Regions from separate parts of the Homo sapiens genome. Here all the other regions are linked to region 1. Evidence: chromatin loops called from intact Hi-C (ENCODE). Cell type or tissue: mammary epithelial cell. All regions are shown on one strand.

Region 1 (2,500 bases):
GAGGGGTCTGATGGTGGCCATGATGGTGAGTAAGAGATGGCTCTAAAAATCAACCCCAAATGGATCAAAGACCTTAAATGTAGGAGCTAAAATTATAAAGCTCTTGAAAGAAAACATAAGGGTAAATCTTCATGACCTTGGATTTGACAATGGATTCTTAAATATGACACCAAAAGCACAAGCCACAGAAGGGAAAAAAAAGAAGATACATTGAACTTCATAAGAATTAAAATAATTAATTTGTGCATCCCAGGACACTATCAAGAAAGTGAAAAGACAACCTAGAGAATGAGAAAAAATACTTATAAATCATATACCTGATAAGGCTCCAGTGTCCAATATATACACAGAATTCTTACAACAGCTACAGAAAAATGAACAACCCAACTAAAAAATGGGCAACGATTTGAATAGATATTTTTTCTTTTCCTTTTGCTAGACAGGGTCTTACTTTGTTGCTCAGGTGCAACCATGGCTCACTGCAGCCTCAACCTCTCCCTCTCAGTTATCCTCCCCTCTCAGCCTCCTGAGTAGCTGAGACTACAGACTCATACTTTTTGTAGAGACAGGGTCATGCCATGTTGCTTAGGCTGGTCTCAAACTCCTGAACTCAAGCAATCCTCCTGCCTCAGCCTCCCAAAGTGCTGGGATTACAGGTGTGAGCCACAATGCCTGTCCCCAAATAGATAATTTTCTAAAGAAGATATACTAATGGCAACAAGCACATGAAAAGATGCTCAATAGCATTACTTAGGGAAATGCAAATCAAAACCACAATGAGATTCCACTGTACACCCACTAGGTTGACTATAATAAAAAAAAGGAAAGTAACAAGTGTCGGATGGGATGTGGAGAAATTAGAACCCTCATACGTTACTGGTGGAAGTATAAAATGGTTCAGTAGCTTTGAAAAACAGTTTGGCAGTCTCTCAGGTTAAACACACTTGCTAGTTCCCGAATGTCCACAGTCAAAAGAGCAATTCCACTTTTTGGTATGTATACCGAAGAGAAATAAAAACATGTTTAGAGTCACCACCAGGTGGCACTGTTATTTTAAAATTCAAAATTGTATAATGCCACAAAATGTTAATTTATTAACAATATTGTGATATAATAATTGACTTGGGTTAAGGCAAAAATAACAAAGTTTTCTATAGCTCTCAAAAAAGGAAAATAAGGTAGAAATTTAAATGTCTTAATGAAAATAATGCTTTGAATCATTAAAACAGGATATGATACTCCAATCCATTTTATATTATTAACGTTTTCAAAATTACCATAAAATGGACAAAGTTATCTTCCCTTGTTTTGTGGCTTCTAAAGTCTATGAAGTTTAGGCTGGGTGCCATGGCTTACACCTGTAATCCCAGCACTTTGGGAGGCCGAGATGGGCAGATCACCTGAGGTCAGGAGTTCAAGACCAGCCTGACCAACATGGTGAAACCCCGAATCTACTAAAAATACAAAAAAATTATCCAGGTATGGTGGTGGAGGCCTGTAATCCCAGCTACTTGGGAGGCTGAGGCAAGAGAATCATTTGAACCCAGGAGGCAGAGGTTTCAGTAAGCCAAGATCTCACCACTGCACTCCAGCCTGGGCAACAGAGTGAGACTCTGTCTCAAAAAAACAAAAAATAAATAAATAAATAAAGTCTATGAAGTTTAATTCTCCAATGTTAAAAAGTAATTTTCAAGTATATAGGAGATTGAAAATGCCTGATCAAATTGAAATATTAAAGGATATGACACTGACAACAACTTTAAGCTTAAGTTATCAAATAAGGACTCTCCTAACCCTGAGCTTGCATAATAATCCATTTTTTAAAGTGTGTAATTTAGTAACCTTCCAATTTCTTGACCACAACCCACAAAAGGAAATAAATTATTTATTCAGACCCAGTACAAAGTTTTTATTCTATTTTATTTGAATCTTGTCTGCCTTGTTAAAAAAAAAAAGTTGATTCTAACCTACTAAATAAGTTTGGTGACTCATTAATGGATCGTAACCTACTGTTAGTCGTATTATAACTTGCCATTGAAATTTTTCCATTTGAGTTTTAAGATGTTTTAGGCTTCTCCAGTGAAAAATAATGTTACAAATTGATGGTCAGAGGCCAACAACAATATAATGTGACTCAGAGCAGATGATTTCAATGGCTTTGAGAGAGTCCCACATCTCTTAAAAATTTCCATTTCCTTTACCCACAAGACAGCTCACCCTGTCTCAGAATCACCTGAGAAATCCTTGTGAGCCAGAAACTGTACCTCATGCCTGTAATCGTAACACTTTAGGAAGCCAAGGTGGGAGGATCACTTGAGCCCAGGAGTATGAGACCAGCCTGGGCAACAGTGACACCCTGATTCTACAAAAAAAAATTTAAAAATTAAGCCAGGTGTGGTGGTGCATGCTTGTAGTCCCAGGTCCTTAGAAGGCTGAGGTGGGAGCACTGCTTGAGCCCAGGAGTTTTAGGCTCCAGTGAGCTGTAAGTGCATCACTGCAC
Region 2 (2,500 bases), 260 kb after region 1:
GAGAGAGAGAGAGAGAACGAAGTATTCAGAAGGGAAGGAGGAAAAAAAATAATTTTGCCCATTAGCTCCAATGTAATCTCTTTCACTTGCGTTATAATCAAGGGATTATTTTGGAATAGACTAATATTTTCTTCATCTGAGATGTAGTTATGCATATTAAGCTTGGTCCTATACCTGATTGTGAGGACAGGTAAGGTAGCTTTGTCAAGTCCTTCCTCAGGTTAGCTTGCTATTGTCTTAAAAGTAATTCTAAGTGGGCAAGGATAAATAAAAGGAACTTTCTTGTTTTAACTCCATTTTGCTAATAGTCTAGGCACCTGTTAGTCAATGGAAAATCTAATGTAACACTTTCTTTTAATCTCATGACAGTTTACCGTTCTGGGTCAGAGGTGGTATCTGGCTAACTTTTCTCATGCAACATCGTTTAACTTCACAACGAGGGAACAAGTGCCTGTAGTGTGTTTGGATCTGTACCCTACGACTGATTATACGGTGAATGTGACCCTGCTGAGATCTCCTAAGCGGCACTCAGTGCAAATAACAATAGCAACTCCCCCAGCAGGTGGGTGTAGACGTCTTTCTTTTTTGTGCCTCAGGACAAATTACCTATGTGAATTGAGCAGTGTGGGCGGGCATAAGAGTGCTAGTTTGGGAGTCAAGAGACAGGGGTTCCAGTTCTAACAAACTTTGTTAGCTGCGTCTGGGGTTCAGGATGCCTGAATCTTACCACTTATCCCCTTCCCTGAAGGGTACTGGCTCATAGAGGGCACAGACCAAGGATAGACTGATTTATTCAGAGCTCCCTGGGAGTCCTAAGTTGAGAATTCCATAAAGCATTTTATCTCTCACCCCAAATTTAAGACAACTGAACCCTAAGGGTATTCATTATCGGCAAGTAGAACGAACTTCCAGGAGACCAGAAACGTGGGTCCCACAGTGTCAGGCACTGGCAGGCAATACAGCCTCAGGACTAGGCCACGCATAAGCAAATTAACTTGACATAGAGAACAGAGGCCTGATTAAGGTCAGGCTCCTTAGAAATTCTTCCCTTGCAGTCTTTTGAGGAAGCCACATAGGTGCCAGCTGTATTAACTCCACAGCTCCCCCTAGTGGGATGGCTGTGGTGCAGCCATCACTACTATTTCTTTTGTTCTTTAATCCTGTGGGTTTATCAGACAAATTTACGGGCAACCAGAAGAGGCTACCCCTTTGAAGGAAAGCAGCAGAAGAGGGTAGGTCCTGCTGCTACCTCCCTGAAGCCGCTCTGTGATATTCACCTCTGCTCTTTGTGGGTCAGGGTGGGCAGTTTGGCCTTTGCATTTAGAAGACTCTGGGCCGGGTGCGGTGGCTCACGACTGTAATCCCAGCACTTTGGGAGGCCGAGGCTGGCAGATCACCTGAGGTCAGGAGTTCGAGACTAGCCTGGCTAACATGATGAAACCCTGATTCTACCAAAAATACAAAAAATTAGCTGGGCATGGTGGTGTGTGCCTGTAATCCCAGCTACTCGGGAGGCTGAGGCAAGAGAATCACTGAACCCGGGAGGCAGAGGTTGCAGTGAGCCGAGATTGCGCCATTGCACTCTAGCTTGGGCAACAAGAGCCAAACTCCATCTCAAAAAAAAAAAAAAAAAAAAGACTCTGAAATGTGTTAGACACTCATGAGAGCCACGTAGCACCTGAGGCTGAAAATTAATTTTTTTTTTTTGAGATGGAGTCTCGCTCTGTCACCCAGGCTGGAGGGCCAGGTGCCATCTTGGCTCACTGTAACCTCCACCTCCTGGGCTCAAGTGATCCTCCTGCCTCAGCCTCTTGAGTAGCTGGGACTACAGGCGCATACCACCATGCCCAGCTAATTTTTGTATTTTTAGTAGATACAGGGTTTCACCATGTTGGCCAGGCTGTTCTCGAACTCCTGACCTCAAGTGAGGTCTTCCAATTCAGCCTCCCAAAGTGCTGGGATTACAAGTGTGAGCCACCGTGTCTGGCTTCAGTTTTTATCCTATTTTTTTTATCAGATTGAGCCTGGCACCTTGTCCTGTCTGTATCAGCAGAGTTTGCACAAGGAGCACCTCATGACATCATAAACCTACCCCCCAACACATTTTCAGCTGCATAGTAATGCTCGCAAATTGAATATGAATTCCCTCCAATTATTAAATTCTTAGAGAAATAAAAATCTATAAATAAAATCTAGCTGGGTGCAGTAGCTCACGTCTAATTCCAGCACTATGGGAGGCCAAGGCGGGTGGATTGCTTGAGCTCAGGAGTTTGAGACCAGCCTGGGCAACATAGTGAAACTCTGTCTCTATAAACAATACAAAAATTAGCTGGGTGTGGTGGCATAAGCCTGTGGTCCCAGCTACTTGGGAGGCTGAGGTGGGAGAATCTCTTGAGTCTAGGAGGTTGAGGCTGCAGGGAGCCGAGATTGCGCCACTGCACTTCAGCCTGGGCAATAGAGCAAGATCTCCTCAGATAAAGAAATAAGAATAAATAAATCC
Region 3 (2,500 bases), 270 kb after region 1:
GGTCTCTTTATTCTTGTAAAGTTATCTTGAATTGTAGTTTTAAACACTAATTCTGTTTCATGCTTGTTTATCTTCTTCAGATAATTTAATTATACATGTGTTGGATCTTTGCCTATATTCCACTTCATTCACTTTATTTTTGACCCTTTTAACTTCTTTTTGATCTCATTTTTATTATTTTCAGTTGTTTTCCTATATTTCTTCAATGCCTTTTATTCAATCTACCCTTCTTTAGGCACCATGAAATTTAGTCTTTATTATTTCTAATGTGATTTTGTATTTTCATTATTTTTTCCTGAACTTAGTCACCTGTTTCATTTCCTCCCTATTTTTTGTGTCCATTTATGTTTTAAGTTTTAAATTTCCTAGGCCTGGCTCAGTGGCTCATACCTGTAATCCCAGCACTTTGGGAGGCCGAGGTGAGCGGATCACTTGAGGTCAAGAGTTAAGACCAGCCTGGCCAACATGGTGAAACCCCGTCTCTACTAAAGATACAAAAATTAGCCAGGCTTGGTGGTGCACACCTGTAATTCCAGCTACTCAGGAGGCTGAGGCAGAAGAGTCACTTGAACCCAGCAGGGTTCAGTGAGCAGAGGCTGCAGTGAGCAGAGATCGTGCCACTGCACTCCAGCCTGGGCAGCAGAAAGAGACTTCATCTCAAAAAAGAAAAAAAGAAGTTTTAAAATTTCTGACTCAAGGAGTTTTCTTCATATCCCCAAATGCTTGAGGATACTTATTTCAGTTTATTAATGTATAGGACTCCCCCTCCACCCCAGTTTGTGGGTTTAAAAAAATGTAGAGCTTTTTACAAGCTGCATTGTTTTTATTTTATATGTATATTATATATGTATATTTTATATATGTATATATATATAAAATACAAACTGCTTTTGTCTGTTAATTCCCAGGACAGAATTGCTGGTTTAGGATGGTTAACAAGATTTCTAGGTTAAGAGTGCCCTCTTCTGTCACTGAGTGAAATGCAGTTTCTTTAAAGGTTTTTTTTGTTTGTTTGTTTGTTTGTTTTGATAAGACTGGGCATGAATCATGTATTCTTCTCATTTTAGGTTCTCTTTTGCCTTGTAGGATCTTGCATTTCCCTCTCGCTTCTGTTGCCCACCACTGCTTAGTCTCCAAAGGACACCCATTCCTTCCCTTTTATCCTTTTCTTTCCCAGAAGCAATGCCGTTTTCTTACCACTACCTGACAACTCATGGACTTTTAATCCTTTCCTTGTAGTCAGTGCTCTGTCTATACACCAGATCTCTCTCTCTCTCTCTCTCTCTCTTTCTTTCTTTCTTTCTTTCTTTTTTTCTCTCTCTCTCTCTTTCTTTCTTTCTTTTTTTCATAGTTAGAGTGGAGTTTCTCTTGCTGGGAGTGAACCTAGCTTACTCTGGGCCACCTTGCTTCCCTCTTTTCTATTTCACACATCCCTTCTATCACCCCTCACTCTTCACAAGGACTTGTGGGAGATTGAGAGATAATTTTGCTGGAATTTCATATTTATTTTTCTATTTAACAGATTTTTTTTTTTTTTTTTTTGAGGCAAGGTCTCGCTCTGTCACCCAGCCTGGCAGGACACATCTCACTGCAGCTTTGACCTCCTGGGCTCAAGCAATCTTTCCACCTCAGCTTTTCGAGTAGCTGGTACTACAGGCTCCCGCCACCATGCTCAGCTAACTTTTTTATTTTTTGTAGAGATGGTGGTGAGAGGGGCGGGTCTTGCTATGTTGCCAAGGCTGGTCTGAAACTCCTGGGCTCAAGCAATCCTTCCACCTCGGCCTCTCAAAGTATTGGGATTACAGGTGTGAGCTACTGTACCCGGCCTTAACAGTAATTTAAAGTTTGTAATGTTTTCTATTTTCCTTTTATGATGACAGCTTCTGTTTTATGTTGTTTTATTTTATTTTATTTTTGAGACAGGGTCTCACTCTGTCACCCAGGCTGGAATGCAGTGGTGCAATCTCGGCTTACTGCATATGTTGTTTTATTTGATCTTCTTGCTGATCTGAAGAATATTTTGGAGGATGCGTAGTGAGTTATATTTAAGGGGCCACCATTATCTTTGATGATTGGAACTCTGATCGGTAATATATTACGTGCTAACTTTTCCACCTCCGTGTCTTTGTTCATGCCATTTCTTCTACCTGGAGCCCACTCCCTTTTCTTGAGTTCATAGATTTCTTTCTTCCATGATTTCCACTTCCCACCTTTCAAGCTGATAAGTATCTTTCTTTCTGAATTCCCGTAACCTATTTTAACAGGAAGTATAGGTAGTAGTTTGGCACAGTTCCTCTGGAGTCAGATGATCTAAATTCAAATCCCAGATCTGCCACTTACTATCTCTGTAACTTCGGACAAGTTATTTCACCTCTATGTGTCCCAGTTGCCTTAACTGTGAACATGGGAATAACAATATCCATATCGTGGGCTTGTTGTGAAGACCAAATGGATTAAAGCACATGGAGAAACAGCACAATACCTGACACAAGATGAATGT
Region 4 (2,500 bases), 430 kb before region 1:
ACTCCTCTGGTTCAAAGAATTTCAATTTTAAGATACACCATTATGGTCAGCCAGCCACAAGACAGAATATTAAATTAACATAAATCACTGGCAAAATTTTATATTACATTAAACATATGATTTATGAAGAGAGTGGTATAGACTAGGAGCCAATATAGTTTTAATAAAAATAAGTTATGCTAAAACAATCTAATTTCTCTTTTTGATTCTATTGGAGGAATATGGGCAAGTGAATGATCTAGTCTCAGAGGAGCCTGACAAAGCCTCTCAAGGCATCTTTACGTTAAGGGTAAAATGATGGCTCTCTGAATACACAGACTGCATATTACTTTTCTTAATTTACCCCCCTCGTGCCAGGTACACAGCAGATGCTTAAAGAATGTGTTGGCCACGCGCAGTGGCTCACACCTGTAATCCCAGCACTTTGGGAGGTCGAGGCGGGTGGATCACGAGGTCAGGAGTTCAAGACCAACCTGACCAACATGGTAAAACCCCATCTCTACTAAAAATACAAAAATTAGCCAGGGGTGTTGGCACACGTCTGTAATCCCCGCTACTCAGGAGGCTGAGGCAGGAGAACTGCTTGAACTTGGGAGGCGGCGGGTGCAGTGACCTGAGATCACGCCACTGCACTCCAACCTATGCGACAAGAGCAAGACTCCATCTCAAAAAAAAAGAAAAAAAATGAATGAATGTGTTCTATACAAACTGAATATTCTTGATTGTTGATTTTGTTGTAAAACTAAAGCTAAGCCCACTTTGGAGAATAAACTCAAAGGGATAATCTCAAAAATGTTCTGTTCAAAGATGTTCATGATACAAAGAACACAGAGTGAAACCTAGAAAAATCCCAAAGGCTCAATAACCAGGAAGCGGTCATGTTTGTATGTGTAATGTGACACACTTGTTTAAAAAATTAGAAAGCTAGACCTCTAGATAAACTCAGTGAGTTGAACACAAGCCTCTGCGTTCTCCCTTTTTCCACCCTCCAGATACTAATTTAACCTAGAGAATGAAAGAAAAAAAAAAAAACAAAAAACAGTGGAGGTAAAAAGAACAAGAAAAACAGTGACTGGAGTCATATCAATACTGGAAATGAGGAAAGGGTGCCATCCAAATGCCAAAGGTCTCAAAGGCTGTCTACTGGTTCTACCTGGGCCACAACTGAAAAAAGAACCCAGAGGAATCTAACCCATGTCACCGAAGTTACTTCAGGTTATTGAGGTTACTTAATAAGTAGAAAATGTCCTTGAACCCCCTTTACACGCACGCTAATTTGAAAGTGTGATTGTCAGTGGGGAGTAGAGGACATGGAAGGTTTGGCAGTGGGGCAATCCAGGACCACCAAGGAGTTGGCTGCTGTGACTGTGACCAAGGGGATGCCAAGCACAGGCAAATACACCAAGTGTGGGCCACCAGCAGAGGGCACCCCGCCCACATGGCCTTCTCCCCCCGCATGATGGGTAGAGATGGAAGCAGCAGCTCATAGGAACATGAAGGCATCTGGGTTGGCTGCCCTGGGGTGTGTCCAACAAGCCCAAAGCAGGCCAGACTGCAAATGCTGGGGGGACTGAGCTCTACTGAGATGGGGGGAGCAGCTAAAACACAGAGAAAGCCAGGCTTCTTTCCCATCTGACAGATAACTAGTAATCTATGGATCTAAGACAATGCTAACAACATCAAGTAGAAACACAGAGGATCCAATATAATCCACTTGTTCTGATGGGGGCAAATAGCAGGTCTGAATTATTATCTCATCAGAGGCAAGTAAACCATAAAAACAACTCAAAATGGCATTAGCTCATCACTCAGACCTAAGAAAACCAAAACACAAAAAAAGCAAGAGTCCTCAATAACAGATAAACATGCATTTGAAAAAGATGAAGCCCATAAAACAGAACCCTTTAGGCCAGACTTACTCTGTGTTCCCATTAAAAGAAAAAGAAAAAAAAAAGCCTAAAGAAAGTGGAAAGAGAATCTAAAAATGAAAGCATAAATTAAAACAGAAAAGAACAAAAGTTATAAACAAAAGCAAAATTTAATTCTTCTGAAAGATGAATCAGATAAACTAAAACTTAGGAAATCTGAACAATATAGAAAAAGGAAAATGGCCCAGGTGTAGTGGCCTCAAACCTATAATCCCAGCACTTTGGGAGACCGAGGCAGGTGGATTGCTTGAGCCCAGGAGCTCAAGACCAGCCTGAGCAGCATGGGGAAACCCTGTCTCTAGTAAAAATACAAAAAGTTAGCCAGGCGTGGTGGCTCAAGCCTGTAGTCACAGCTACTCAGGAGGCTGAGGCATGAGAATTGCTTGAACCTAGGAGGCAGAGGTTGCAGTGAGCAGAGATCGCACCATTGTACTCCAGGCTGGGCGACGGAGAGAGATGCTGTCTCAATAAAAAATAAAAAAAGAGGAAAATGGAAAAAGGGAACAGGCAATAACTATTTAGAACTTGTGTCTATGTATGATTGTAAATTAAAAGGTTGTGCTGTGAATAAC

The links. Peaks named below come from ENCODE experiments on the same cell type or tissue, not always from the same donor. Only the 100,000 strongest peaks of a DNase experiment are listed, where the experiment ranks them.
Region 2: a loop joins it to region 1, with 9 times the contacts of the local background. A loop is called at or near these places in 101 of 110 quality-filtered maps.
Region 3: it touches region 1 in a loop (10-fold over the local background); 101 of 110 quality-filtered maps call a loop at or near these places.
Region 4: a loop joins it to region 1, with 4 times the contacts of the local background. A loop is called at or near these places in 9 of 110 quality-filtered maps.

Annotation. Positions count from the first base shown.
Region 1 is chr9:112,360,235-112,362,734 of GRCh38, reverse strand. It overlaps a transcript of PTBP3 not described here and the pseudogene RPL32P22. Among named protein-coding and RNA genes, the nearest start is that of HSDL2, 19 kb to the left of the region's middle. In mammary epithelial cell, a CTCF peak has its summit at 1,015 (motif pointing right); a DNase peak (open chromatin) is centred at 2,204; H3K27ac peaks cover 851 bases.
Region 2 is chr9:112,096,532-112,099,031 of GRCh38, reverse strand. It overlaps SUSD1 (sushi domain containing 1), which reads left to right. Exons shown (of 17, transcript NM_022486.5): 10 at 370-562. Among named protein-coding and RNA genes, the nearest start is that of LINC02977, 57 kb to the right of the region's middle. RefSeq lists enhancers at 1-379, 380-1,299 and a silencer at 1,021-1,140. In mammary epithelial cell, a CTCF peak has its summit at 1,103 (motif pointing left); a DNase peak (open chromatin) is centred at 1,091.
Region 3 is chr9:112,085,349-112,087,848 of GRCh38, reverse strand. All of the region lies in intron 10 of SUSD1 (sushi domain containing 1), which reads left to right. Among named protein-coding and RNA genes, the nearest start is that of LINC02977, 46 kb to the right of the region's middle. In mammary epithelial cell, a CTCF peak has its summit at 964 (motif pointing left); no DNase peak of the experiment used is centred here.
Region 4 is chr9:112,792,337-112,794,836 of GRCh38, reverse strand. All of the region lies in intron 1 of SNX30 (sorting nexin family member 30), which reads right to left. Among named protein-coding and RNA genes, the nearest start is that of SNX30, 43 kb to the right of the region's middle. In mammary epithelial cell, a CTCF peak has its summit at 1,416 (motif pointing right); no DNase peak of the experiment used is centred here.